Linked DNA regions of Homo sapiens: regions 2 and 3 are each linked to region 1. Evidence: read pairs that join two places in POLR2A ChIA-PET (ENCODE). Cell type or tissue: GM12878. All regions are shown on one strand.

Evidence for each region. ChIA-PET counts read pairs that join two places held together with the same protein. Peaks named below come from ENCODE experiments on the same cell type or tissue, not always from the same donor. Only the 100,000 strongest peaks of a DNase experiment are listed, where the experiment ranks them.
Region 2: POLR2A ChIA-PET joins it to region 1 with 10 read pairs; 1 of 35 experiments calls an interaction of 5 or more read pairs at or near these places.
Region 3: POLR2A ChIA-PET joins it to region 1 with 6 read pairs; 4 of 35 experiments call an interaction of 5 or more read pairs at or near these places.

The regions. Positions count from the first base shown.
Region 1 is chr14:63,744,260-63,752,259 of GRCh38, reverse strand. No RefSeq gene overlaps it. Among named protein-coding and RNA genes, the nearest start is that of SGPP1, 20 kb to the right of the region's middle. RefSeq lists an enhancer at 5,749-6,178. In GM12878, CTCF peaks have their summits at 3,148 and 6,339; DNase peaks (open chromatin) are centred at 3,249 and 5,959; H3K4me3 peaks cover 945 bases; H3K27ac peaks cover 3,214 bases.
Region 2 is chr14:63,968,344-63,976,343 of GRCh38, reverse strand. The region is part of intron 11 of SYNE2 (spectrin repeat containing nuclear envelope protein 2); the gene reads right to left. Among named protein-coding and RNA genes, the nearest start is that of SYNE2, 120 kb to the right of the region's middle. In GM12878, no CTCF peak of the experiment used is centred here; a DNase peak (open chromatin) is centred at 3,771; H3K4me3 peaks cover 344 bases; H3K27ac peaks cover 1,314 bases.
Region 3 is chr14:63,473,301-63,481,300 of GRCh38, reverse strand. All of the region lies in intron 2 of PPP2R5E (protein phosphatase 2 regulatory subunit B'epsilon), which reads left to right. It overlaps LOC124903414 (U6 spliceosomal RNA), which reads right to left and starts at 3,527; the gene lies at 3,421-3,527. It also overlaps the pseudogene LOC124900352. RefSeq lists an enhancer at 2,180-2,319. In GM12878, no CTCF peak of the experiment used is centred here; DNase peaks (open chromatin) are centred at 2,630 and 3,100; H3K4me3 peaks cover 1,176 bases; H3K27ac peaks cover 2,808 bases.

The sequences.
Region 1 (8,000 bases):
CATTTATGAAAATGTATTACTATGTATTACATTTATGAAAATGTATTACTGGTATTCTTGGTAATTCAATGTATAAATGTATTTCATTTAACTTTTTCAGTTAAATATATTTTTTGAAGCAAATGTATTATAAAGCACCCACTTTTAAAAATCTAGCTCTCCCTCTCCCTCTCCCTCTCCCTCTCCCCACGGTCTCCCTCTCCCTCTCTTTCCACGGTCTCCCTCTGATGCTGAGCCAAAGCTGGACTGTACTGCTGCCATCTCGGCTCACTGCAACCTCCCTGCCTGATTCTCCTGCCTCAGCCTGCCGAGTGCCTGCGATTGCAGGCGCGTGCCGCCACGCCTGACTGGTTTTCGTATTTTTTTGGTGGAGACCGGGTTTCGCTGTGTTGGCCGGGCTGGTCTCCAGCTCCTAACCGCGAGTGATCTGCCAGCCTCGGCCTCCCGAGGTGCCGGGATTGCAGACGGAGTCTGGTTCACTCAGTGCTCAATGTTGCCCAGGCTGGAGTGCAGTGGCGTGATCTCGGCTCGCTACAACCTCCACCTCCCAGCCGCCTGACTTGGCCTCCCAGAGTGCCGAGATTGCATCCTCTGCCCGGCCGCCACCCCGTCTGGGAAGTGAGGAGCGTCTCTGCCTGGCCGCCCATCGTCTGGGATGTGAGGAGCCCCTCTGCCCGGCTGCCCAGTCTGGGAAGTGAGGAGTGCCTCTTCCCGGCCGCCATCCCATCTAGGAAGTGAGGAGCGTCTCAGCCCGGCCGCCCATCGTCTGAGATGCGGGGAGCGCCTCTGCCCCGCCGCCCCGTCTAGGATGTGAGGAGCGCCTCTGCCCGGCCGCGACCCCGTCTGAGAAGTGAGGAGCCCCTCCGCCCGGCAGCCGCCCCGTCTGAGAAGTAAGGAGCCCCTCCGCCCGGCAGCCACCCCGTCTGGGAAGTGAGGAGCCCCTCCGCCCGGCAGCCACCCCGTCTGGGAAGTGAGGAGCCCCTCCGCCCGGCAGCCACCTCATCCGGGAGGGAGGTGGGGGGTCAGCCCCCGCCCGGCCAGCCGCCCCGTCCGGGAGGGAGGTGGGGGGTCAGGCCCCGCCCGGCCAGCCGCTCCGTCCGGGAGGGAGGTGGGGGGTCAGCCCCCGCCCGGCCAGCCGCCCCGTCCGGGAGGGAGGTGGGGGTCAGTCCCCGCCCGGCCAGCCGCCCCGTCCGGGAGGGAGGTGGGGGGCCCGCCTCTGCCCGGCCGCCGCCCCGTCCGGGAGGTGGGGGGGCCCCTCTGCCCGGCGGCCCCTTCTGGGAAGTGAGGAGCCCCTCTGCCCGGCCACCACCCCGTCTGGGAGGTGTGCCCAACAGCTCATTGAGAACGGGCCATGATGACGATGGCAGTTTTGTGGAATAGAAAAGGGGGAAAGGGTGGGGAAAGGATAGAGAAGTCAGAAAAAAAAAAAAAAGAAAAATCTAAAGTGGCTGAAATTAGTGGTAAAGTAAAACGATAGAAACAATTGGAATTATGAAGTTAAGAGATTATTCTGGTCATTGTGGATAGTAAGTAGAAATGGTATGAATTTATAGCACTCATAATTTATACATGAAAATAAATAATCAAGTTTACCAAATCAAAACAATACGAAAAAGAAGAAAAAAAACAATAGTAACCTGTTATTGAAGTAATATCACACTTCTCGATATGTACATATTCTTGCTTGTGGATATGATGTCTGTCTCTTGATTTGATGGTTAAAATAATCAGCTTTTGGCCAGGTGTAGTGGCTCACGCCTGTAATCCCAGCACGTTGGGAGGCTGAGGTGGGAGAATCACTTGAGCTCAGGAGTTTGTGATCAGTCTGGGCAACATAGCGGGACCCCATCCCTACAAATAAGAAAAATAGGCTGGGCACAGTGGAGCATGCCTGTAATCCCAGCACTTTGGGAGACCAAGGCAGGAAGATCCCTTGAGCTCAGGAGTTTGAGACCAGCCTGGGCAATATGGCCAAACCCTGTTTCTATTTAAAAATACAAAAAGAAAATTAGCCAGGCATGGTGGCACATACCTATAGTCCCAGCTACTCAGGAGGATCACTTGAGTCCAGGTGGTTGAGGCAGCAGTGAGCTGTAACGGTGCCATTGTACTCCAGCCTGGGCAACAGAGCAAGACCCTCCCTCAAAAAAACAAACAAAAAAATAAGTAAAAAATACAAAAAAATTAAAAATGTTCTTACTAAAAGATATTAAAGGGCCAGGCATGGTGGCTTATGCCTGTAATCCCAGCACTTTAGGAGGCTGAGGTGGGCAGATCACCTGATGTCAGGAGTTGGAGAACAGCCTGACCAATATGGAGAAACCTCATCTCTACTAAAAATACAAAATTAGCCAGGCGTGGTGGCGGGCACCTGTAATCCCAGCTACTCAGGAGGCTGAGGCAGGAGAACTGCTTGAACCCGGGAGGTGGAGGTGGCAGTGAGCCATGATAGAGATCATGCCATTGCACTCCAGCCTGGGCAACAAGAGCGAAACTCCGTCTCAAAAAAAAAAAAAAAAAAAAAAAGATATTAAACAAAATTTTGTTTTAAAAATCCAGGTGAGGTTTCTTACTAAAAGTTATTCAATAAAATAAATAAAATTAGCCATGTGTGGTGGTGAAGTGGCATCCTTATCTGGGGCAAATACCCGCTGTTACTCGTCTTGCGTCAAGAAGATTAAGGACATGAACACACACAAGGAGTTTAGGAGCAGAGGTTTAATAGGCAAAGAAAGGCCGGGAGCAGTGGCTCACGCCTGTAATCCCAGCACTTTGGGAGGCCGAGGTGTGGATCACGAGGTCGGGAGATCGAGACCATCCTGGCTAACATGGTGAAACCCCGTCTCTACTAAAAATACAAAATTTTAGCCGGGCGTGGTGGCAGGCGCCTGTAGTCCCAGCTACTCCGGAGGCTGAGGCAGGAGAATGGCCTGAACCCGGGAGGCGGAGCTTGCAGTGAGCCGAGATCGCACCACTGCCCTCCAGCCTGGGCGGCAGAGCGAGACTCCGTCTCAAAAATAAAAATAAATAAATAAATAAATAGATAAAGAAAGAGAAAGGAGAACAGCTCTGTCTCTTGCAAGAGACAGGAGCCCCCGAATGGGAATTCTGGGCTGGAATGGGAGTGCACCGGATTTTATAGGCAGGCTGAAGGAGGCAGTGTCCGATTTACATAACCACAGATTGGTTATACCAGGTGTGATGTTTACATAGAGCATGGGGAAGGCTGGCCAATGCACCCTAATCTTATTATGCAAATGGACTTTCCACTTGGCCGGCGCCGTGTTGTCCGCTCCTTGCTGCACACGTGACTGGCAAAGAGAAGGGAACATGGAGCCACTGTTCTGAACATGCCTAGTCCCCGGTAGCCTTTTCCTATTGGCACAGCTGCTGGCATTCACCTGTGCAAGCTTCTAGCTTGCTTGTCTATGTCTGCAGCTCAATTTTACAGGCTGCTGTTTGTTAGAAAAGAAAATTATTTTGGGGCTGCCTTTTTTTTTTTTTTTTTTTTTTTTGAGATGGAGTTTTGCCCTTATTGCCTGGGCTGGAGTGCAGTGGTGCAATCTCGTCTCACTTCAACCTCAGCCTCCCGGGTTCAAGCGATTCTCCTACCTCAGCCTCCGGAGTAGCTGGGATTACAGGCATGTGCCACCAAGCCTGGCCAAGTTTTTGTATTTTTAGTAGAGACGGGTTTTCTCCACATTGGTCAGGCTGGTCTCAAACCCCCGACCTCAGATGATCCGCCCGCCTCGGCCTCCCAGAGTGCTGGGATTACAAGTGTGAGCCACCGCGCCCGGCAGGGCTGCTTTTCATTAAAAGGAAAACCTTACGGAGGACTTCCTTACCCCCATTATCTGCCTAAATAATTCCTTTTTAACTCCTGCATCAGTGGTGCACACCTGTGGTTCCAATTACTTGGGAGGCTGAGGTAGGAGGATTACTTGGGCCCAAGAGCTCATGGCTGCAGCTGAGACTCTGTCTCAAAAAAAAAAAAAAAACAAAAAAAAGAAGAAGAAGAAAAAAATAACATCTTTTTCTAGTCTTAAGTTGAGAAACCTCTAAGGTTGCTTCCCCTTGTTATCCTAAGTTAGTAACATTAAAACTACAGTTTTCAAACTGCTGATTTGAAGCATATCTTCCGTTTGCATAACCTAAGTTCTTCTACTTGCGGTATACTTTTCAGCAACAATTTTAGCATATGGCAACCACTTCTGTTCCATAAACGTAAAAATACTAGAGTCCTTGTCCTATCACTGAATGTGGGTGTGTCAGAGTGAATGATGACACCTGGGTGTTGAAATGAAACTCAAATAGTGTTGCCATTGACACCCAAAGAATACTAACACTTTTATTCCTTAATGGGAATCTGAGTAGAAAATAATGCCATTTTATTTGATAATGTTGAACTTAACCTGAAGGTTAGGAAATCCCTTCATCTTTTTGTGTTCTAAAAAAATAGCTACTCCCCCATATGAGTTAGATAAGACTCAGGGATGCCTACCTTGTTTAGCTATGACAGTGCCAGACACAGGCTGTCCAAATCTCCATTCCTCTCCTCACAAATAACTAGCTGAAATGTTTTGTCCTCACTGTATCAACAGAAACAAAAAGTGTTTATTTCAGCCTGGCCAACATGGTGAACCCCCCCGTCTCTCCTAAAAATACAAAAATTAGCCAGGCATGATGGCACGCCTGTAATCTCAGCTACTCTGGAGGCTGAGACAGGAGAATCACTTGAACCTGGGAGGTGGAGGCTGCAGTGAGCCAAGATTGTGCCACTGCACTCCAGCATGAGCAACATTGCAAGACTCCGGCTCAAAAAAAAAAAAAAAAAAAAAAAAGGTTTTTTAACCACACTTTGGTTAAGGTTCTTTTTTTCCTTCCCCCAGGACCCTGACCAGCAGAAAGCCACTCCTTAAAGGCACTCGCTGAGGATAGGAGGCCTTCAGGGTAAAGCATTATCTGACCTACTCTCCCATCAGTCCACCCTTTATCCCACCTTCCCATACCTGGTTCTTTCTAGCCTAGTTCTTTCTCTAAAAGAAAAACCCTTTTTGCCTAACTTTTGAAAACTTACCTGTCTTAAGGTCACATGTTTCTATTGCAATGCTGTTGGCCCTTTGTATCCGCGAGTTCTGCATTCGGGGATTGAACCAAACACGGATCAGAAATGTTTAAAAAATACAAAATAACAATGCAGCGATAAAAATAATGCAAATTTAAAAACCAAGCCCGGGTGCAGTGGCTCACATCTGTAATCCCAGCCCTTTGGGAGACTGAGGTGGGCAGATCACCTGAGGTCAGGAGTTTGAGACCAGCCTGGCCAACATGGTGAAACCCCGTCTCTAACTAAAAATACAAAAAAATTAGCTGGGTGTGGTGGCACGCCTGTAATCCCAGCTACTCAGGAGGCTGAGGCAGGAGAATCACTTGAACCCAGGAGGTGGAGGTTGCAGTGAGCCAAGACCATGCCACTGCCCTCCAGCCTGGGCAAAAAAGCAAGACTCCATCTCAAAAACAAATAAACAAGCAAACAAACAAAAAACTAACAGCTATTTTCATAGCATTTCCATTGTATTCGGCATTATAGTAAACGAGCAATGGTTTAAAGTACATGAGGATGTGTGTAAGTTATATGTGAATACTACACCATTTTATATCACAGACTTCAGCATCTGCAGCTTTTAGTGTGAAACCAACTTTTTCAAAACTATGACAGTAAGAGAAATCTGACATAGTCGACTCAATCTTGCTTCTGACACCAAGGTCGCCTCCTGGACATGGGCCAAGCTAACTTCGAGAAGAATTTGGTTTATACTTTAACTTGAAAGCAAGGACAGTAGTAATCCTTCCCCTAAAACTAACGCCCTCCTTGCTCAGGGACCAAAACCTACCTTTGTAAGACTAATGAAAGGCCACAAGAATAGGATCATGGGAGGGGCTTGAACTCTGCTATGCTTGAACTCTGCTAAAATGTAGGCGTAGTTTCCAACCCCCTGCTGCTCAGGAGTCACGTGGCCAGAGGTCACAAGATTTGTGACTTCCCCAATTGCTCCTATAGATAACATCACTACTGTAGAACCTCAGATTGGTTTTATTTTTAGATGTTTTTCAGACGGACCCCACCTGTACTTGTGACTCATGACTCAACTGCTCCTGTGGCCCTATCCAGAGGTGGACTCAGTGCATGAGGACAGTGTTCCTTACACCTATGATTTCATCCACAACAAGTCAGCAGCACCCATTCCCTAGCCCCCACTGCCCACCAAATTGTCCATAAAAACCACAGCCTCTGAGCCTTCTGAGAGACTGACTGATTTGAGTGGTAACTCCAGTTTTTTCCCATATGGGTCAGCCTTGTGTCAATTATATTCTTTCTCTACTGCACTGCTGCAGTCTCAGTGAATTGATTTTGTCTGTGCAGTGGGCGATTACAAGGTATGAGGGCAGTTGGGAGGGGGTACTGGAACCAATCCCCCATGGATACTGAGGGAGGACTGCAGCAGTCCTCTCCCCACCATAATAATTCTGTTGGATTTGGTTTTTAGTTGGCATAGTCTATCTTTGTATGTAGAATTCTAAAAATTGATTTTATATTATTTTATTCTAACAGGAGATATTTTCTGAATACCCTACCTCTGCCTCTCCTATCCCTTGCCACTCCTCTTGTTCAGGACCTTAATAACCTCATCTTTCCCCATTACATTACTATCTAGATTCCTCAGCTCCCATCTTAGTTAATTTCTCCTTCCTTCCTCCCTTCCTCCCTCCCTCCTTCCTTCCTTCCTTCCTCTCTCTTTCTTTCTTTCTCTCTTTTTCTTTCTCTCTCTCTTCTCTCTCCTCTCTCTCTTCTCTTTCTTTCTTTTTTTTTCTTGTTGCTCAGGCTACAGTGCAATGGTGCGATCTCGGCTCACTGCAACCTTCACCTACTGAGTTCAAGCAATTCTCCTGCCTCAGCCTCCCAAGTAGCTGAGATTACAGACGTCTGCCACCACGCCTGGCTAATTTTTGTATTTTTAGTAGAGATGGGGTTTCACCATATTGGCCAGGCTGGTCTGGAACTCCTAACCTCAGGTGATCCTCCCTCCTCGGCCTCCCAAAGTGTTGGGATTACAGGGGTGAGCCACCGCACCTGGCCTAATTTTTCTTATTACTAGCAAATTAGTCTTCCTAAAGATTACTATTCCAATCCCAGCATTCTTTTGTCCTCTTTTTGTTCCTTTTTGTAGCTCTCTGTTGCCAAAGAATAAAGTACAATTTTGTAGCATCGATTTTAAATTTTTCCACAGTGAGGTTTAACCTCATCTCTTCATTCTCTAATGAACACTTTCAGCTGTTTTAAAAACCTACAAACCTACCTAGCTATTTCTAGTCTCACCATTGTTACCCTAATTAACAGAGGCTCTCTAAACAAAAATTATATTTATTTGGGAATAGGACATTGCAATGTGCCATAGTAAATGATGCATATTCAAGGAGGTAAAGGAAGACAAACTTTTTGTTTGTTTGTTTGTTTTGTTTTGTTTTTAACACAGCTGTGCTTGGAAAAGGTTTTTGTTCTTAATTTTTTAAATTTATTTTATTTTGAGATGGGGTGCCACTCTGTCACCCAGGCTGGAGCGTAGTGGTGTGATCTCGCCTCCCTGCAACCTCTGCCTCCTGAGCTCAAGCAATTCTCCCATCTCAGCCTCTTGAGTAACTGAGACCACAGATGCTCACCACCATGTCTGGCTAATTTTTTTGTATTTTGGTAGAGATGGGGTTTCACCATGTTGCCCAGACTGGTCTCGAACTCCTGAGCTCAAGCCATCCATTTGCCTCGGCTCCGCAAAATGCTGGGATTACAGGCATGAGCCATCATGCCTGGCTGTTTTGTTTTGATTTATTTTATTTTGAGACAGAGTCTCACTCTGTCGCCCAGGCTGGAGTGCAATGGCATAATCTCAGCTCACTGCAACCTCTGTCTCCTGGGTTCAAGTGATTCTCCTGCCTCAGCCTCT
Region 2 (8,000 bases), 220 kb before region 1:
GGAAAAGAAGGCATAAGAAAAAACAAACGTTTTGATAAATCCACAATAAGATATGGAGGAAATTCAAAAGATTAAAAGCACACCTCTAAGCAAGGATAGACTAACCTACTGAATGACCATCATTTGAAATGCCGTATGTCCTTGTGTGCTCTGACACTACATCTTTCATACAGATTTATAACTTCTTCCCTCTCTAGCCCTAACTGTATATCCACATGACATATCTCTACCATATCTCCCGAATATCTGTCCTTCACGAAAGCACCACCCATCCCCAAATCCAAGTACATCTCCTCCTTCTTCAGCCTCCCACCACTCCCTGCATGCACAAGCATGTGAGAAACACACTCTGACTGCTTGCTTCTCCAAATACTCGCTGTACTCTTGTGTCTTCATTCTCACTGCCCCTGCTACCTGGATGTCCCCCCGGCAAGCGCTGACAAAACTCACTCACACGTTCATTCATTTACTCATTGGCCAAACATTTATGAACAACCTATTGTGCTAAGAGCTGGAGATAAAGATACAGAAAGCTTCTGGTGTGGAGAAGGACCATGTGATGGTTACCCATCATTTAATGCTATGCAGCAGTTAGGCGAAAATTAGATGCTCAAATGCCAACATGGAAGCACCTTAAAATACACTGTGTTCAAAAATAAAAAGAAACAACATATAATCTGAAGGGTACACAACTTAAAAATACATGTACAGGTTGGGTGCAGTAGCTCACAACTATAAACCCAGCACCTCAAGAAGCCAAGGCAGGCGGATCAGTTGAGCACAGGAGTTCAAGACCAGCTTGGGCAACATGGGAAAAACCCCATCTCTACTAAAAATACAAAAATTAGCCAGGAGTGGTGGTGCACACCTATAGTCTCAGCTACTCAAGAGACTGAGGTGGGAGGATCACTTGAGCCCAGGAGGTCAAGGCTACAGTGAGCCATGATCATGCCACTGCACTCCAGCCTGGATGACAGAGTAAGACCCTGTCTCAAAAACAAAACAAAATAATACACATAAATTCAATCTATATTATGCAAAAACATAAAACGAAAAGAAACACATTAAAGATATCAAAATTGTGGCTCAAGGAGAAAGGAGAATGGAAAGAAGGTGAGTATAAAAGGAAATCAACACACAATTAAGCAAATGAATAAAAACAAGAGCAGGGCCCTGCCCAGCTCCATGTGTCGTGTATGAATGGAAGAGCAATTTAATACAACCCCCTATGTCAGAGTGTAAACCAGATAAATAAAAGCCACAGCTCTTGCCTGAACCACCTATCCAGAGAAGCAGCCAAGAACATGGTTACAGGAAAGTGTGTTAAGTGACGTCACAGAGCCAGGCAGGCGGAGGTTGCAGTGAGCCAAGATCGCACCACTGTACTCCAGCCTGGGCGACAGAGTGAGACCCTGTCTCAAGATACATATATATATATATATATATATATACACACACACACACACACACACACACACACACACACACACATGTACACACACACACACGTCTATATACATATGTATATACATATATACACATATATACACATATATATACACACATATATATATACACACACACGTATATACATATATATATGTATATGTATATATATGTATGCTGGCATGGTGGATCATGTCTGTAGTCCCAGCTACCTAGGAGGCTGAAATAGGAGAATCGCTGGAACCCAGGAGGTGGAGGCTGCAGTGAGCCAAGATCACACCAGTGCACTCCAGCCTGGGCAACAGAGCGAGACTCCATCTCAAAAAAAAGAATGTGACTTTTTACACAAACTTACTGCTGTACAGTTTGAATGTTTATCTCCTCTGAATCTCATGTTTAAGTTTGATACCCAGTATCGGGGCTGGGCCTAACAGGAGCTGAGTTCCCATGAGTGCTGGTTGCTGAAAAGAGTCTGGCACCTCCTTTCTCTCTCTGTCTCTCTCGCTCTCGCTTCCTCTCTTGCCATGTGATTTCTATACAAAAGCTCCCCTTTGCCTTCCACTATGAATGGAAGTAGCCTAAGGCCCTCACCAGAAGCAGATGCTGGTGCCACGCTTCTTGTACAGAAGCAGAAACGTGAGCCAAATAAGCCTCTTTTCATTTATTTGATACTCATATGAAGATCAATCACAAATTAAAATTTGTTTCACTCAACTTTCTCTAATGAAAAGTCCTGGTCTTAAGTCTGTATTTTATCTTTCTGTTACCCAGTCTAATTCTACTAAATGCACTGTTTTTATTGTTTGAGGTTTTTAAAATTATTATTTTATTGTAGAGACAAGGTCTCACTATGTTGCCCAGGCTGGTCTTGAACTCCTGGCCTCAAGCAATCCTCCTGCCTTGGCCTCCCAAACTGCTGGGATTGCAGGCATGAGCCCAGTTGAGTTCTATTGTTTTTTAAACAGGCAAAAATTTGTATATTAGAGAGATTACTTCAACATTAATTCATTCAAAAACATTTATGGGGTACCCATCATATGCAAAAGCAAATATCTAAAAGATATTTAACCAAGTACCCAGGTATACAAAATGAGGACAAAGCTGGGTTCCTTTAAGGCAGTCAAATGGAACTGTGCATAAAATGAAAGCATTAGATGTTACAGTTTTTCCATTTTGTTTTGCTTGTTTTTATCTTGCAAGTTTAATTTTCTCAAAAGGCATATGGCAAAGATAATTCTACAACCTTTTTTTTTTTTTTTTTTTTTTGAGATGGACTCTCGGTGTGTTACCCAGGCTGGAGTGTAGTGCTGCAATCTTGGCTCACTGCAACCTCCACCTCCCAGGTTCAAGCAATTCTCCTGCCTCAGCCTCTCCAGTTGCTGGGATTACAGGCACACACCACCACACCTGGCTAATTTTTGTGTTTTTAGTAGAGACGAGGTTTCACCATGTTGACCAGGCTGGTCTCGAACTCCTGACCTCAGGTGATCCGCCCGCCTCGGCCTCCCAAAGTGCTGGGATTACAGGCGTGAGCCACTGCACCTGGCCAATTCTACAATCGTAAATCATTAACTATTTGCCATTATGTCTCCAGATAAAAGAAAAATGAAAAAAGTTATTTCTTTATCGTAAATTTTTTTTCTTTTTGTTTTGAGACGGAGTCTCACTCTGTCTCCCAGGCTAGATACATATCTCGGCTCACTGAAACCTCCGCCTACCAGGTGCAAGCGATTCTCCTGACAGCCTCCTGAGTAGCTGGGATTACAGGTGTGTGCCACCATGCTTGGCTAATTTTTGTATTTTTAGTAGAGACAGGGATGTGCCATGTTGGCCAGGGCTAGTCTTGAACTCCTGACGTCAACTGATCTGCCTGCCTCAGCCTCCCAAAGTGCTGGGATTACAGTCACGAGCCACTGCGCCCAGCCATTTTTGTGACTTTTCAAATAAACAAGTTAGCATGTACTTTTAGTGTGTCTAATTACTTGTACATTTGCCAAAAGATAAAACAGAAATTTGATAAATAATTGAGTTAAAGAGAGGCTAAGAGCAATACCTCTAGTTCAACTATTATTCTTTGCACAACCAAAAGACAGCTGCATATATTTTGAATTAAACCAAACCTGTTTTTTCCGACTGAGGGCTACACTCAATATTTATACAGCAGGCAGAAGACGAAGAACAGAAGGCAATGTTTACCTTTCGTTCCTCTTCTTTCTCACTTAACACTTCCCTTCTGCAGTAATTACTTTTTGATTTGGCTGAAAATTTATGTAAGATCTTAACAGGTCAAAATAACATAATGTTGCTATTTTCTACAGTAGGCTCAGTATGAAACCATTTACTATGATACTCTGAGAAATCTCTGTTCTCAAACTATTGAACCAGAAACTGCATACATGGTTTCAACTTTTATGTCCTCAATGACTTTAAAATTAGCAATGTCTCATTTTGCCACACCAAGAAACTGAGCTGCAGTTTACCTGACTGAGGAATGGATTTTCAAGCTATTACCAAATTTACAGTACTTAATCTTGTAAAATAGTTCTTTTTATGGTTTTTCTCATTATTTGGGCAATTTTTCCATATTTCACAAAATCAGGCCAGGTCTCTGTGGCCTGGAACAGCCTGAGCTATATAGACAATATCTTCTTCATTGCCTTCCACTTTGTGAGGACCTGTCACGGACAGGTCTTATCCTTCACAAGAGTCCGTTTCAAAGCGGTGATCAGAATAGAAACTGACAATGCAATAAGCACCACACTGATGGGAAGATTCTAGGAGCTCCAAGTTCTTCAAAATTAGGTTGTCTAAAAGAGTGGCTCTTTTAAGCCACTGGACTGCTATTTAATACACTTAGTAAATGGTGTGGAAAATGTATTCTGAAAACAGGCTGCCACTCCTGACAGCCAAGCAAAGGGTCAGCAAACTTTTCCTGTGAAGAGCCAGATTAAGTATCTTTGACTTGTGGACCACACAGTTCCTGTCATAACTCTATAAATGTATTAAAAATCATTTCATTATCCATTTAAAAATGAGATGTTACATAAATTATTCCTCAATAAAGTCATTTTTTTAATGAAGGCAAAATAAAGACATATGTAGAGATCAAAGAAAACTAGGTGAATTTGTCACTCACAGCCCTGTATTGTAAAGTAAGTGAAAGGAAGTTTTCAGGCTGAAGGGAACTGAGCTCAATAGAAACTCAGATCTCTAGAAAGAAATTAAGAACATGGGAAATACCTAGATAAATATAAAAGATTAATTTTTTCATTTAATTTCCTTAAAATATATGGTTGTTTAGAGCAAAAAAAAAAAAAATGATAACATGGTCCTGAGGATTTTAAGACATACATTACATGTGTCATGTATATTTATATATAAAACCACTATAGCATAAATAATGGGAGATGGATCAATTTGCTTGCAGGATTTCTACATGTTACAAAAAGTTGTACAATAACTTAGATATTGTACAACTCTAAGGGTGGGTGTGGTGGCTCACATCTGTAATCCCAGCACTTCAGTAGGCCAAGGCGAGTGGATACCTTGAGCCCAGGAGTTCAAGACCAGCCTGGGCAACATAGTGAAACCCCTTCTCTGCAAAAAAATACAAAAGAAATTAAGTGTGCATGGTGATGCATGCCTGTTGTCCCAGCTACTCAGAAAGCTGAGGTGGGAGGATTGACTGAGCTCGGGAAGCAGAGGTTGCAGTTAGCCGTGATCAAGCCACTGCACTCCAGCCTGGACGACAAAGACCCTGTCTCAAAAAAAAAAAAACCAAAAAACCTCTAAGTAGACTGTAAAAATTTTATAATGTATATTATAATCCCTAGAGCAACCACTAAAAACATGATAGGAAGAAGTAGAGCCAAGTCAATAAACAAATTAAAATGGAATTCTTAAAAAACGTATGATCCAAAACCAGGCAAAAAAGGGAGAAACGGGGGCCAGGCACAGTGGCTCATGTCTGTAATACCAGCACTTTGGGAGGTCAAGGCAGGCAGATCACTTGAGGTCAGGAGTTCGAGACCAGCCTGGCCAACATGGTGAAACTCTGTCTCTAATAAAAATACAAAAATTAGCCAGGCATGGTGGCGGATGCCTATAATCCCAGCTACTCGGTAGGCTGAGGCAGGAGAATCGCTCGAACCCGGAGGCAGAGGTTGTAATGAGCCATGATCATACCATTGCACTCCAGCCCAGGAGACAGAGAGAGACTATATCTCAAAAAAAAAAAAAAAAAAAAGAAAAAAGAAAAGAAAAAAGACAGAAAGGAAGAAACAGAGATAGAAAAAGCAGAGAGAATAAACAAAACAAAGAGTTAAATGATATACCTAAATTGAACTATTTCAACAATTATACTAAGTGGACTAAGCACTACAATTAAAAGAGAGGGGATAGGCTAGGCACAGTGGTTCATGCCTGTAATCCCAACACTTTGGGAGGCCCAAAATTCTAATTCAGGGGCATTGCTTGAAGCCAGGAGTTCATGACCAGTATGGGCAACATGGCAAAACTCCATCTCTACAAAAAATTTAAAACTTTGAAAGGTGTGATGGCACACACCAGTTGTCTCAGCTACTTGGGAGGCTGAGACAGGCGGATGGCTTGAGCCTAGGAGGCTGAGGCTGCAGTAAGCCATGATTGTGCTGGTGCACTCTAGTCTGGACAACAGAGTGAGATTCGATCTCAAAAAAAAAAGACAGGGATTGGCAGAGTAGGTAAGAAAGCAAGATACAACGGTGTCATTTATAGAGATACACTTTGAATATAAAGACTCCAAATAGATGAAAAGTACATGAAGGAAAAAGATGTACTATACAGTCAGCATAGAAGACTGGAATGACTATACTGGTATAAGATTAAGTATAATATTACTAGATGTCAAGAAAAACAGTATTATTAAAGATAAGCAGGAATATTTCATAATGGTAGAAGTCCTCAGGAAGACAAAGTAATCATAAGCATGTACACACAATGACAATGTTTTAAAATACACGAAGCAAAATTTGACAGCATTGAAGACAGATTCCCACAGATTTTAATACTCCTCTCTCAGCAAAATATAATAGAATTGGACAAAACATCAGTCAAGACACAGATAATGTGAACATTATATGTGAAAATTATCAACCACCTTATATTAATTAATATTTGTAATTTGGAAGCAACGTAATCGCCCATCAACAGATGAATGGATAAAGAAAACGTGGTACATATACACAATGGAGTACTATTCAGCCATAAAAAAAATAAGGGCCGGGCACAGTGGCTCATGCCTGTAATCCTAGCACTTTGGGAGGCCGAGGCGGGTGGATCACGAGGTCAGGAGATTGAGATCATCATGGCTAAAACAGTGAAACTCCGTCTCTATTAAAAATACAAAAAATTAGCTGGGCGTGGTGGGATGCACCTGTAGTCCCAGCTACTCGGGAGGCTGAGGCAAAGAATCACTTGAATCCAGGAGGTGGAGGGGTTGCAGTGAGCCGAGATTGCACCCCTGCACTCCAGCATGGCGACAGAACAAGACCCCATCTCAAAAAAAAAAAAAAAAAAAAAAAATTAGCCAGGCATGGTGGCATGCACCTGTAATCCCAGCTATTCAGGAGCTGAGGCAGAAGAATCTCTTGAACTCAGGAGTCAGAGTTTGCAATGAGCTGAGATCACACCATTGCACTCTAGCCTGGGCAACGGAGCAAGACTCCATCTCAAAAAAAAAAAAAAAAAAGAATGAGATTCTGTCATTTGCAACAATGTGGATGGAAGTGGAAGTCACTATGTCAAGTGAAATAAGCTAGGCACAGAAAGACAAATATCACATGTTCTTACTTATTTGTGGAATCTAAAAATCAAAACAGTTTAACTCATGGAGACAGACAGTAGAAGGATGATTACCAGAGGCTGGGAAGGGCAGTAAGGGGAAATGGAGATGGTTAATGGGTACAAAAAAATAGAAAGAACAAATAAGACCTACTATTTGATAGCACAACACGGTGACTACAGTCAATAATAACTTAATTGTACATTTTAAAATAACTTGAAGAGTGTAACTGGATTGTTTGTACATCAAAGGATAAATGCTGGAGGAAATGGATATCCCATTCTCCAAGATGTGTTTATTTCACATTGCATGCCTGTACCAAAATATCTCAGGTACCCCATAAATATATACACCTACTATGTACCCATAAAAATTAAAAATTGAATTTTTTTAAAAGTTAACATTTATAGAATATTATACCCAATGACTGCAGAATATGTGTTCTTTTCAAGTGCACAAAGTTATGTACCATATGCTGGGCCATAAACCATGTCTCAATAAATTGAAAAGGACTGAAATTATACAGATATATTCAGACACACATGCACAAATTCATCCTTACTCTCTGTGGGTTTGTTCCTACTTCTTTCAAGCATCTACTGATATTGATACATGATAGTAGAGAAGCCGCCACAGGTCAATCAAAATATAGATAATCTACTGTGGCAAACCAAGAACTGATAGCAAATATATCAAGCTTGGATAAGCTTGCGTTTTCTCTAAGCAGAATGCA
Region 3 (8,000 bases), 270 kb after region 1:
GGTCTCGAACTCCTGACCTCAGGTGATTCACCCGCCTCGGCCTCCCAAAGTGTTGGGATTACAGGTGTGAGCCACCACACCCGGCCAATTCTATTTCATACTTTTCTTTTTTATTGTGATAGAGCACTGACAAATCCTAATTATATAAATAAGAGATAGGAATGGGAAGTGTTCTGTTATTGCAGCATCACTCAGTCCCTTGAACTGTTTCTGAGTTATGTGTCAAAAATCAATCTACCACCAAAAATTATTTTTGATGACAATTGGTTAGATCCTCCTTCAGTATTGTTGAAAGCAGATAAACTACTAGATTTGCAAAAGAATTTGTTTTCCAGTTGCTATTTTCTTAACACTCAAACCGACCCTTTGTTTGGTGACAGGGAGGGAAGTGAGCTGTGCTAAGGTTTGGGATCAGTGAGCAGGTGTGTTTCTCCTTTTAATGTGAGAGAAGGAAGATTTTGAAAGGGAAGCTGAAAAAGAAGAATTTGCAGTGTCATTGCAGACAAGATTTCAGGCTGGTGGTTTTAGGATGAAATACATAAAAAAATGGAGTCTGGCCAGGCACAGTGGCTCATGCCTGTAATCCCGGCACTTTGAGAGGCTGAGAAAGGAGGATCGCTTGAGACTAGGAGTTCGAGACCAGCCTGTGCAAGAAAGTGAGTCCCTATGTCTACCAAAAATTGAAAAAATAGCAGGGCATGGTGGCTTGTGCCTGTAGTCCCAGCTTCTTGGGAGGTTGAGGTGGGAGGTTTCCTTGAGCCCAGGAGTTGGAGGCTGCATTGAACTATGATCACTCTACTGCACTTCAGCCTGGGTAACAGAGTAAGACCCCAACTGTTTTTTTTGAGACAGGGTCTCGCTCTGTTGCCTAGACTGGAGTGCAGTGGTGTGATCTCGGTTCACTGCAGCCTCTGCCTCCCAGATTCAAGCAATTCTCCCACCTCAGCCTCCCGAGTAGCTGGGATTACAGGCACACCAACACACCTGGCTAATTTTTGTATTTTTAGTAGAGACAGAGTTTCACCATGTTGGCCAGGCTGGTCCTGAACTCCTGGCCTCCCATGATCTACCCTCCTTGGCCTCCCAAAGTGCTGGGATTACAGGCATGAGCCACCACACCTGGCCGAGACCCCAACTCTTAAGAAAAAGAAAATTGAGGCTGTGGAAATGAATTTCCTTAAAATTATCTGTGGAGTAAGATTGGTAAAAGGTTGGTAATTTTTGATCCTGGGTGATGAGTATGTGAAGGTTTATTATACTGTCCTTTCTACTTTTGAGTATATTTTAATATTTATATTACAAAAAGGAAAAACAAAGCAAAAATTCTTTGTGGAAAGTTTTACTATGTATGCATTCAAATTTGAGTAGCGACCTTTGGTGCCTTAACACTGTTAGTCTGAGTGTTAACAAAATAAGGCATTCTTTTAGGTTGAACCAGATGAAATTTCCAATATTTGACCATCTTGATGTATAAAACTGGCACTTGCATATGGTTTAACCTAATCTTTTATTGCATATATTAGTTCTTCCCTCTCCATCAGTTTCATTTCACTAACTGGGATTCAGTGAGAATTTTTTTTTAGGTTCTCCCATTCTCAGAGATCATCCTTTTCAGTTAAGATTTGTTGAAAAGAATTTTAGTTTGTTGTCAGTATGGTGTTAGGTGCTACATAGACTGAGTTAAACAGGCAGCCACTTCTTACCTTTATTGTACTAAAGACTTAAGTTATGTTTTGTTCAGTGTCTGTTCTAAGTGTAGACAAACAAACCAGTCAGTTCATTTAGCAAGGTGCCAAGTGAACGGAGCTAGAATATTTAGGGACAGGCAGGTGAAGCTTTCACCTGAATAGTACCTGAGAAGTTGGCTTTATTTATTTTTTTTACTGTAAATGTGTGAGGTAGAAAAACAAGGCTGTCCAGCACGTGGCAGTTCTGAGGATGATCCTTGAGGGGTGATGTCTGCCTCCAGTCTTCGCTGAGGAGAAAAGCACCCCTCCTCCCCCACCCACAGCACCATGGGAGAGAGGCCCTGGAAGTTGACTTTATATAGAAGTTAATCTTCCAGAGAGCTCAGAGTGTATCTCTGTGTGTTTTCATCTTTATTATGAAATCTGGGAATAACAGACTGGAGATAGGTATTGTTCTTAATGATTTTTTTCTTTCTTTCTTTTTTTGAAACAGTCTCACTCTGTCACCCATGTTGGAGTGCAGTGGCATGATCTCAGCTCACTGCAACCTCCTTCTCCTGGGTTCAAGCATTTCTCATGCCTCAGACTCCTGAGTAGCTGGGACTACAGGCGTCCACCACCATACCTGGCTAATTTTTTTTTGGATTTTTAGTACAAGATGGGGGTTTCACCATATTGGCCAGGCTGGTCTCGAACTCCTGGCCTCAAGTGATCTGCCTGCCTCAGGCTCCCAAAGTGCTGGGATTACAGGCATGAGCCACCGTACCCGGCCAATGATTTCTTTATTGAGAAGGAGATTGGCATCTAGAGAAGTTAAGTGACTTAATCTCCTCTCAGGGTAAGTCAGCATTGGAGCCAGGTTCTCATGGTTTCTCAGTGTGTACTTCATATCCTAGATTAGTGGTTCTCAGAGCATGCTTTGGGGATCCCCAAAGGTTCCTGAGACCTTTTCAGGGGTCTGTGAGGTCAAAACTAATTTTATAGTAATACTTAAGACATTATATGTTTTTCCCTCTCCCATGACCGTGTTTTCCAGAATCTGCATTACCTGTACTGTTGCAGGAAATTGAAGCAAAAGTGGGTTTTGAGAATCCAGTTGCTTTCTATTAAGCCAGATGTTAAAGAGATGTATAAAAGTGTAAAATGGTGCCACTTTTCTCACTCATTTTTTTGAGGAAAATGTGGTTTAAAGTAGTTTAAAAAATATTTACAATTGTATTGAAATGAATTAATAAATATTAAAAATTTTCCCATTTTTAATTTTAATGTGGTAAATATTGGTAGATATAATCCATATTTTTAAAAAGCTCTTTGAGATCCTGAGTAATTGTGAAACCAAAAGTTTCACTGAGACCTCTGGGTTTCAGTTTCACCGTTCTCAAAAAGAGGCCAGATGTTAGGTTGCAGAGGACCACAAGTTGTCATTCGATGTGTCCCAAGTCATTTGAAAATAGTCTGTTTTCAGTTCTACAGGATAGATATCCACATCATAAAAACCTTTATTCAATTTGCCCTTCCTTGGTTTCTTATATGTAGTTTAAGCAGGTGACCAAGTATTAACTGAAGCTATGTCATTTTTATTTCCCCATTTGAAGTAGAAAAGCAGCCTCAAGTGAATATTTGAAGGATCTCCAAGCTGAATTGTTTGTCCATGTTTTGTGTAAGAGCAATATCAGTTGGACTTCATTGTTTCTCTCGTGGATTTTTGGATTTGTAGTTTCAGTATACATTTAAAAATTTTATATATATATATTTAAATTTTTTTCTCTTAAAAGAGGTCATGCTAATCTTCTCTGTATCATTCCAGTTTTAGTATATATGCTGCTGAAGTGATAGCACTTCAGTGTACATTTTTATTAAGAGCTTTTTCAGTAAGATCCTGTATTGTATAGATAAGAGAACCTTAACCTTATGGCTGCCTTATACTTTTCTTTGAAAAGGTTTAAGGACCTTCCTTAAAATGAGTATTTGCATTTATTTGGCAATTAAGTTTTATAGGCAATATATCTAATTTGTTTTTCCCTTTTTTTTCTTATTCCCTCTTCTCCTCTCCTTCCCATCTCCTTTCTCCATTACTGCTTTTTTTCTCTTCTCCCCTCCCCTCTTTTAATTGCCATTATGACCTTGGGTGAAATACTTAGTCTCTATGTATCTTGGATTCTCCATTTGTAATGTGTGATGTTGTGAAATAATTTCTGTAAACCACATAGAACATTGCCTGGCTGACTATCAAGGATCAATAAATGTTAGCTGCAATTTTTGTTGTTGTTATCATTAAAGCAGGTTGGCAGTTCCTGGAATGTATTGAGTACTCAATAAATGGTGGTTATTTATATTATTTAATATTACTACATTGCACATTTGCTTTTAGATGGTCTATTGAGTTTGGCTGAGGCAGATGTATAGTAGGTGTAGTAGTAGTATTATATGCTGTCTTAATTTTTTAATGAGAATGGTTTTCTTTTTTTACGAAATGATGCAGATGCTGATACTCTATGGCTGTAATCCAAATATTTAGTAGGTATTGTGGCCTTTATAAGCCTACTCCTGAGAACAGCCCACTAATTAAATGGGAGGTGTGGAGATTTGGTCCTTGTAAATCACCATTTAGAAATGGAGATGTATTGGATTCATATTTTGTGTGTGTGTACGTTTGTAGTAAAGTCATAAAACAGACTCTACTACTCTACAGTCTAAGTGCTTCCTCTTGTTCTTAGTTTTCAGCTGTTAGTGGACACTAGTCAGGTATAATAAAGTAGCTTCTTATTCAGTTAAGTTTGTGTTAAATATGTGATCCTATCTGTGAATGTCATGAATAAGTAATTTATAGATGATTTTATGATTACTAATTGTTAATGGATCTAAAGGCCTTAAAAATCTAAGGATAGAAGAACAGTGATCACCAGCAGTATAGGGTTCTCTGTGCTGGTAATACATCCATATAGTAGGGCATTGAATGCCTAAAAACTACTAATCATTGATTGATTAATAAAACTATTAGTTGGGTGGACAGTAGAGTCTGATTTAGAAGTCAGAGTATGGTATGTGATATTTGAACTGATTGAGCAGGGATTTGAAGCCTCCTTATTAAAGGATATGTTATTAATAATATAAACTTTAGCGGAAGGAGGAGTGGTCTTTTTGTAGCCTATAAGATATGTACTTGAATATAATCTCTGTTACTGAAATATACTTTTGAGCAAAGCATTTATCTTTGGTGAATTTGGGTTTTTCAATTGCAAAGTGAGTATCAAACCTAGCCAGCTTAGCTCACTGGGTTGGTAGGATCATTAAATGAAATAACTCATTTTGATCCAGTGTTGTGCCTTCCATGAGAACAACAACAACAACAAAAAGCAAAAGGGGGGGAAAAAGAAGAAGAAATAATACATTTTGAGAAAGCTTGAAAAACTCGAGCATTATACAGGTTTAAGTTAGCATTCTTCCTACTTTCAAATGTGAGGGCATTGTTTGTGGAATATTCTGACTCCAGCTTGTGTTAATGCTTTTACTTTTTTTGTTGTTGTTTAGGTTTATCAATGACAGATAGAAGATTTAAGTATCATAATCCTCTATTTTTATGGCCATGAATTGAAATGAAGAATGTATGTATTCATGTTTGAATATATAGACATGCATACAATAGCAGTGCTGTTCATGACACTGTAGTTAAGCATTTGTCAGAGTTTCCACTGTAAACTTCCCTTTGAATGTTTTTTCATTTTAGCTTGGCTTTCCTGTGGGTTAAAATTATAGGGCCTGAATATTTTTGGATGGAAACTTTTTCCTTCTTTTTAATAGGGCATGAATGCATGCTATTTAAAAAAACTATCTTATGTTTTTTAATATTTTATCATAAAAGTTTTAAAAGCCACTTCTAGGCAGTGTTTTTCTGTAAATCATTAAGTGTGTTAAATGTTGTGACTTCATACCTATAAACAGTTCTTCTTTGCCTTTGTAGTTTTTCCTCCAAAAATTGTTAGTCTTCAATGTATTATCTAAATGAAAGATTATAAATAATTTTTGTAAACTAATTGTAATATATAAAAAAACAGTGATATATTGAACATCTGGATATCCATCCCAAGTTAAGAAAAAGTAAACTGCCTAGAATTTATAAGCTTCCTTAGACTTTCATCACTAAAAGTGTTCATTGGTCTTTGATTTAAGTATTTGTAAAGTGTGTTGGAAACAGGCCAGGACTTAGACTGCCCCTTTATATCCAGACACCCCCTTCTAATGGATGTCATGTGGTACGTGTGTTCTGGTTTCACGTGACGGATTGGGTGACTCCGTGACCCAAGATCATCCCATCTATAGGCAAGATATAATGTGGCCCAGAGCTTCTACCCAACAGAGAAGAGAGTGAAATGCTGTTCCAGCAGAACCTTTCTCTAGGGAAGTTTGAATTTGATAAAGAGTTGACGAAGGCAGGAATAGATGCTGAAAGACCCAAGAAAAAGAAGCAAAGAAGTGATAAGCCATGTTGATAGGGCAGGGAGGGTGAGGTGTGGGTTGATCTGCCTTGATCATCGCTTCACTGAAATTACTCTTGTCAGGGCCACCTGCATGTCACATGTCTCTCAGCAACGTTGGACACTTGTCCACATTTTCCTTGTAGAAACATACTCTTCTTTGGCTTCTGTGACCCTGCTCAGGTTTTCCTTTTGCCTCTGGCTGTTTCTTCTCATTCTCTTAGCTGGCTCTTCCTCCTCTACTCAACTTGTAAGTGTTGGGTTTCTTCAGAGCTCCTTCTGCTTCACTTTCTGCACTCTTGCCGTAGGTGAGTTCATCCGGCCTATTGGCTTTAAGACCACTTATATATTACCATTTATATGTTGTTGGTGTCCACATTTCTTTTCTTCCTTTTTTTCCCCCAAATATGACATTTCTTTTGCTTTTCTTCTTCTTGTTTTTTTTTTTTTTTTTTTTTTTTTTTGAGATGGGGTATCACTCTATTGCCCAGGCTGGAGTACAGTGGTGCAGTTGTGGTTCACTGCAGCCTCGACCTCCCTGGGCTCAAGCCATCCTCCCATCTCAGCCTCCCGAGTAGCTGGGATTATAGGAGCACACCACTGCGCCCAGCTGAGGTGCCCACATTTCTATCTCCACCTCACTCTTTTCAGACTTTGGTCTTGTATATACAATACATTTCCATGTATATGTCTTATAAACATCTCTAATGTAACACATTGTCAGTGTAACACTTGATTTCCCCCACCAAACTATTTCTTCCCTCTTTTACTTGCTGACTCCTCTGTTCACCCAGGTGCTCAAACCAGACAACCCGGCTCCCACCCACTGAACGTGGAGAAGTGGGGCAAGTGCCAAGAGTCACCTTTGATCCCTCTCTGTCTGTTAGTCACTTTTCACCTCTGTATTCTCCCCCCAGAGTAGTTTCTATCAGCAAGCACAATTGATTCTACCAATTCTTCTTCCAGTAAATTATCTCTAATTTGTCCACTTTGTCTCCAATCCTTCCCACGATTCTGTAACAGTTGCCTCCTATGTAGCTGTAGTCTCCTAACTGGTGTCCCTGTTTCTTATCTTGCCTCTTTTCCATTCATTCAACTCATTGTGACCAGAGTGATCTTTTTAACAATACAAATCATATGAATGTCTCTCCCTCAGGTTTTAATAATACAAACCATGTGCTCACTCCAACTTTAATACTGTCATGATTCTTTACTGAATCCGGAATTAAATCCAGGTTCCTTCTCTTTACCTTTCACTATTTTCTTTTCACCTTGGCTTTTCTATTGCAATTTTTCTGACATCACTAATTAGAATTTAATGTTAAAGTCAAATGCATGTGGGTTAAAACTCCCAAGTTTCTAAAAACTTTAAGAGACTTGATTTTCTCTCTCCATGTCATCCCCTTTTCCTGTTACTCTTCTTCATTTAATAAAATCCACACCAAAACCAAATTACAATTAGCCCTGTCTCAGCCTCTTGAGTCTGATTGCATCAGACATTTCTCAGACTTCCTAGAGAGCTGTTTTGGTTGTTTCATTAGCATTTAGAGGCATTTCTTTAAAATTACGGAAGGTTTTACTCTTGTATATCTTTAGTACACTGTTAGCACTGGGAAATGTCTCAGAGCTTTACTTCTTGTTTTTGCGGGCACTTCATCATCTTGGTTCTCTGTCCCTTCCTATCCTGAGTTTTCTGCCTCATTGTTGAGTTTTCTTTAGCTTGTCTCTAGCTGCCCCATGGTTCCATTTTTAACCTTCTGTTCTTCGTTTTCCCCTTACTCAGTCATTGAGCTTATCTGTTCCTTTGATTTCAACTTTCACCTTTATGGGAAAACTC